Linked DNA regions of Homo sapiens: region 2 is linked to region 1. Evidence: read pairs that join two places in POLR2A ChIA-PET (ENCODE). Cell type or tissue: Caco-2. All regions are shown on one strand. Each heading gives the region's core, and the rest is flanking DNA. Links, peaks and the distances in the headings are about the cores only.

Region 1 (2,905 bases), core at 93-2,592:
CCAAAGTGCTGGGATGACAGGTGTGAATGCACTTTTGACTTAAGGGTAATTTCAGCGTATAACAGGTGCATCAGAACATAACCCCATCAAGGATCACCTGTACTTAACAAACATGCTAGGCACTATTCTTTTACATATTAATACATTAACAGGGTAAATCCTTAAAAGCCTATGAGGTTGGGATCATCACCATCATTTTAAAGATGGAGAAATCAAGGCACAGGGAGATTAAGTAAAGGCCCAAGTTCACACAGTCAGTACACAGCAATACTAGGACTTGAACCCAGGCACCCTGGCTCTTAACAAACAATCCACTGCACAGACCAAGACCTGGAAGTGTGCACTTAATATGCATCTGGGCAGGACCTGGGGGCAAAGCCAGGCCACTAGGTCAAGACAATGAAGCAGATCTTCATGCTTTTTTTTTTTTTTTGAGACGGAGTCTCACTCTGTCACCCAGGCTGGAGTGCAGTGGTGCGATCTCAGCTCACTGCAACCTCCACCTCCTGGGTTCAAGCGATTCTCCTGTCTCAGCCTCCCAAGTAGCTGGGATTACAGGCGCATGCCTCTGCACCTGGCTAATTTTTTTTATTTTTAGTAGAGATGCGGTTTCGCCATGTTGGCCAGGCTGGTCTCGAACTCCTGACCTCAGGTGATCCGCCCACCTAGGCTTCCCAAAGTGCTGGGATTACAGGCGTGTCCGGCCCATGCTTTCTCTACATACTGCTCTGCTGTTGGAACGGGTTACAGCCAGCGTGTGGCTTCTGTACATTTTAAAGCAGTAAAGATTTTTTAAAAACACTTTTAAAAAATTGATCAACATACAATCCTTGTCAAGAGGCCTAAACGCAAGCAGAGGCAGCACCAAACTCAACATGACTTTCCACAGGAGACCACGCTAAGAGAAGGAGGTCACACCTCTTCTGAGAGGACACCAAGTAAAGCCATTTGGCTGGCTGAGGTGTCACATACAACACACACCCTGTGAGTGGTGAGCTCCCTTTACAGCTGGAGTTCTGGAGAAGGTGATAAGGAGGATTTGATGGGTGAGAACACTTTCAGCCCAATCAGTTAAGCAGGCTCAGGGCTCAAAGTCCAGGGCCTAGATGCACACCTTATCTGGGCCTCGTGTAAAGTGGTCAGCAATCGAAAGTCCCCGTTTTCTGCCCTGTAATAATTACTGTCATAAAAGGTGTGTTGGAATCCAGGTTAGTGGGAATGGTGAAAAGGCCACTGATGTGGATTTGATCCCCTCTTGACTTCAGAAATGTATGACACTGACATTTGGCTCCTCCTGGACACAGGCTGTGTCAATACCATGAATTAACAGCTGTAGTTGGAGTGAGGGAGAAGAAGAGAGCGTGGTCGGACTGTGGGTGGGGCTATCCACGTTCCAATCCAGCCCCAACAGCCTATGTGACAAGGATTAAGGACTTCACTTCTCTGGGCCTCAGTTTCTTCGGGGTTGAAATGGGCATTAAGAGTCTACCATATGAGGGCTAGACGAGATGTGTGTAGTAGAAAACCTCAGCTCTTGGCCAGGCAGAGTGACTCACGCCTAGAATCCCAGCAACTTTGGGAGGCCAAGGCAGGAGGATCACCTGGTGCCAGGAGTTTGATACCAGCTTGGGCAATGCAGCAAGACCCTGTCTCTACAAAAAAAAAAAAAAAAAAAAGAGAGAGAGAGAGAGAGAGAGAAAGAGGCTGGGTGTGGCTCACGCATCTAATCCCAGCACTTTGGGAGGCCGAGGCAGAAGGATCACTTGAGGCCAGGATTCCAGACCAGCCTGGAAAACCTGTCTCTACTAAAAATACAAAAATTGAAAGAAAACCTCAGCCCATGTTAAAGGGGACTGGGGCTATCCTTACTACCACAAAATCCTGCAGACCAAAGCCTGAACCCGCTGGTAAACCTTTCAACCCACTCACCACCCAGCATGACCAATCCCTAAACAAGTTCTGTTGGGCCACCCACTTCTTGTCCCCATTGCCACCACTCTCATCCGGGACTCTACTTCTCTCCTCACTGCAAAACAGGCTGCCCCTCACTGCCCTACTTCCACTCCCACCTTCAATCTATGCTCCACGCCGTAGCCAGAGGGCATGGGAGGACACTCTGAATCAAACCCACACCCTCACCAGGCTCCCCCGCCACCCCCGTCTCCTGCCCTCCCCCTCCTTCCCACCCCCACCCCACACTCCTTCACACGTCAAACTCATTCCAGCCTCAGCGCCTTTGCACCTGCTGTTCCCTCTGCTGGGAAAGCTCTTCCCTGATCTTTCACAAGGCTGGCACCTTTGCATACCACTCCACTCTCAGCTGGCATGTCACCACCCCGAGGAGGCTCTCCCCCAACGACCCCAGTTTTCCAGCCTCCCACAATCCCTTCTACTTCCAGGCGTGTCTCTCTCGCCATTCTGCTTTCCTGACTCCACAGCATTATTCATCCCCATCTGGAATTATCTTATTAATCTGTTTACTTCTTCCTTGACTGTGTCCCCCAACCTAAACAATGAACTCCAGGAGGACAGACCTTATCGGGCTCCGTCCCCGGCACTGGAAGCATATGTGATGTTCAGTAAATATTTGCTGAATGAAGAAGTTAACAATGGAATGAATGAATGAGTTTGCACATCACTGCACAATAAATCTTCTGCCCCCAGGAGGAATGTGTTGTAATCTCTAGCAGCAAAGAGGCCCTTAGATATCGTGCAATATAATGAATAACTGATCCCAAAGCATCTAAATGATTTCAAGCGTGCTACTGCTCTCAAGAATTTATGACCCAGACAACAGTGGCTGGGGTCAGGGCTCGCCCCTGGCCAGGTTACCAGGGCTTGCCTCTGCAATGGAGTAGAGCCCTTTATTGTTCTTTTGTCTAGGAATGGAGTTTCAGATCAGAAG
Region 2 (2,905 bases), core at 104-2,603, 420 kb before region 1:
CCAGCCGCCCTGTCTGAGAAGTGAGGAGACCCTCCGCCTGGCAACCGCCCCGTCTGAGAAATGAGGAGCCCCTCCGCCCGGCAGCCACCCTGTCTGGGAAGTGAGGAGCGTCTCCGCCCGGCAGCCACCCCGTCCTGGAGGGAGGTGGGGGTCAGCCCCCGCCAGGCCAGCCGCCCCGTCCGGGAGGGAGGTGGGGGGGTCAGCCCCCCGCCCGGCCAGCTGCCCCGTCCGGGAGGTGAGGGGCACCTCTGCCCGGCCGCCCCTGCTGGGAAGTGGGGAGCCCCTCTGCCCGGCCACCACCCCGTCTGGGAGGTATGCCCAACAGCTCATTGAGAACGGGCCATGATGACAATGGCGGTTTTGTGGAGTGGAAAGCGGGGAAGGGTGGGGAAAAGATTGAGAAATCGGATGGTTGCCGTGTCTGTGTAGAAAGAAGTAGACATGGGAGACTTTTCATTTTGTTTTGTACTGGGAAAAATTCTTCTGCCTTGGGATCCTGTTGATCTGTGACCTTACCCCCAACCCTGTGCTCTCTGAAACATGTGCTGTGTCCACTCAGGGTTAAATGGATTAAGGGCGGTGCAAGATGTGCTTTGTTAAACAGATGCTTGAAGGCAGCATGCTCGTTAAGAGTCATCACCACTCCCTAATCTCAAGTACCCAGGGACACAAACACTGCGGAAGGCCCCAGGGTCCTCTGCCTAGGAAAACCAGAGACCTTTGTTCACTTGTTTATCTGCTGACCTTCCCTCCACTATTGTCCTAGAAACACCCAAGAATGATCAATAAAAAAAAAAAAAAAAAAAAGGAATAGGCTAACGGGGCCAAGCACAGGGTGGTTCATGCCTCACACCTCACACCTCACGCCGAGGCATGAGGATCTCTTGAGTCCAGGAATTCGAGGCCAGCCTGGGCAACATAGGGAGACCCCCGTCTCTACAAAAAATAAAAAGTTAAGGCTGGGTGCAGTGGCTCACGCTTGTAATCCCAGCACTTTGGGAGGCCAAAGTGGGCAGATTATTTGAGGTCAGGAGTTCAAGACTAGCCTGGCCAACATGGTAAAACCCCATCGCTACTAATAATACAAAAAATTAGCTGGGTGTAGTGGCATGCACCTGTAATCTCAGCTACTAGGGAGGCTGAGGCAGGAGACTCGGTTGAATCTGGGAGGCAGAGGTTACAGTGAGCCGAGATCGTGCCATTGCACTCCAGCCTGGGCGACTGAGCAAGACTCCGTCTCAAAAGAAAAACAAAAAGTTCACTGGGCACTGTGGTGCGTGCCTGCAGTCCCAGCTACTCAGGAGGTTGAGGGAGGAGGATCGCTTGAGCCCAGGAGGCCAAGAATGCAGTGATCGCTCCACTGGCACTCCAGCCTGAGCGACAGAGCAAGACCCTGTCTCCAAAAAAAAAAAAAAAAAAAAAAAACAAAACCTCCCTTGATCCCAACTCCCCGGGGGGCCTCACCGAAAATAGCACCGAGTTGCGATTAATCAGGACCTCCTGCTTCACCGAGGCCTCGATGCAGCCGGGGTCGGCCAGCACCACGCCCACGTCCACCTGGCTATGCAGCTGGAAGGCGGTGCCTGCTCCGGGCAGTAAACGGGGTTAAGGCCTCCCTCACAGACAGGCCCCGCCCCTCCGATGGTGTCCCCGCCCCCCAGGCTCCCAGATTCTGGTAGCCCTCGCCCCGCCCTTCGGGCTCCACTCTGGTCCCGCGCAGACCGAGTTCTGACTGCGTCCGGAACGAGTGGCCCTGCGCCGACAGGAAGATGGCGAAGCTGTACTCAGTGCCCTTGTCCAGGAAAATGCGCTCCGGCAGCTCGTACGCGGACTCGAGGTTGTAGATCTTTTCGTAGCTGTCCATTTCTATGGACACGCCGCCCGCGCTTCGCCAATTGCTCGCCAAGAAGAAGTAGTAATCCTGGGGTACCGGATGCGCGGGGCAGAGTCAGCGCCGGGGGTGGGGCACGGTGAGGGGTGTCCGGGCGCCGCCCCTTTCCCGGCTCCCAATCCGCTCCGCCTACCTGGTCTTGTTTGTTGTTCGCCCACCAGCGCCAGGTGGGGTCGTGCACCGGGTCCGCGTACGGCTGCAGGGATCGCCCGGCACCGTGAAGGGATTGGGCAGCGGGGCGAGAGCCTCCAGGCAAGCGGCATCCCCAGACCACCTCCTAGCCTCAAAGCCAGCCCCCAACCCAGAGCAGAAGATACACACCCCAGCCCATCCCCAAACCCTGCTTTCAACCCGGCCACACCCCCAACGCCTTCCCCTGGAAGTCCTGCTCAAGCCAGGCCCCGCCCCCAGGTCCCCCGCCCACCCACCACCAGTCCTGTTCTCCAATCCCGCTGCGCTCCGCTCCACAGGCCTCGCCCTCTAAGCCAGCTCCCGGCTGCCCCAGTCCCGTCTCAGGCCTGCCCGCCCGCCGCCGGACGCCCACCTTGTCGTACACGGAGTGCAGCCACAGCAGGTAGTAGACCAGGCCCTGGTAGATGGCGAGCGAGTTCTCGTTGTGGAAGCCCGAGCGCTCCAGGACGCGCGGCGGCCGCGCCCGGTAGCGCTCCTGGCGCGTGTATCTCTGCGGACTGGGCAGGCTCCGCAGGCGCATCACCGAGAAGGGGCAGAAGTCGATGAAGGAGAGCATCAAGTAGCCCCTGGGCAGTGGCAAGGGGGAAAGGCTGCTGGCTCTAAGGCACCCCGCGCACTGGAAGCTTCCGCAGGCCTCTTTCCCACCCCACCCACTTCCCGTATCGAATCCAGCCCGAATCTTCCTCCTCAGCGTCAGCCCCTGCTGCCCAGAGGCCTCTGCACACATCCCCTCGGACGTCCCTCCCTTGATCCCTGAGACCAGAGTCCTCCCTACTCAACGGGCAGTCGCCATCTGCCTGTCCACTTGACCTCTTATCTTTA

What was found. ChIA-PET counts read pairs that join two places held together with the same protein. Peaks named below come from ENCODE experiments on the same cell type or tissue, not always from the same donor. Only the 100,000 strongest peaks of a DNase experiment are listed, where the experiment ranks them.
Region 2: POLR2A ChIA-PET joins it to region 1 with 6 read pairs; 3 of 35 experiments call an interaction of 5 or more read pairs at or near these places.

What each region holds. Positions count from the first base shown.
Region 1 is chr19:37,941,806-37,944,710 of GRCh38, reverse strand. The region is part of intron 1 of SIPA1L3 (signal induced proliferation associated 1 like 3); the gene reads right to left. Among named protein-coding and RNA genes, the nearest start is that of SIPA1L3, 36 kb to the right of the region's middle. In Caco-2, for the core only: no CTCF peak of the experiment used is centred there; a DNase peak (open chromatin) is centred at 1,090.
Region 2 is chr19:38,361,392-38,364,296 of GRCh38, reverse strand. CATSPERG (catsper channel auxiliary subunit gamma) reads right to left here. Exons shown (of 29, transcript NM_021185.5): 17 at 2,436-2,649; 18 at 2,025-2,087; 19 at 1,723-1,921; 20 at 1,465-1,583. Among named protein-coding and RNA genes, the nearest start is that of PSMD8, 12 kb to the left of the region's middle. RefSeq lists a silencer at 1,559-1,638 and an enhancer at 1,371-2,312. In Caco-2, for the core only: a CTCF peak has its summit at 2,490; DNase peaks (open chromatin) are centred at 1,646 and 2,286; H3K4me3 peaks cover 1,551 bases.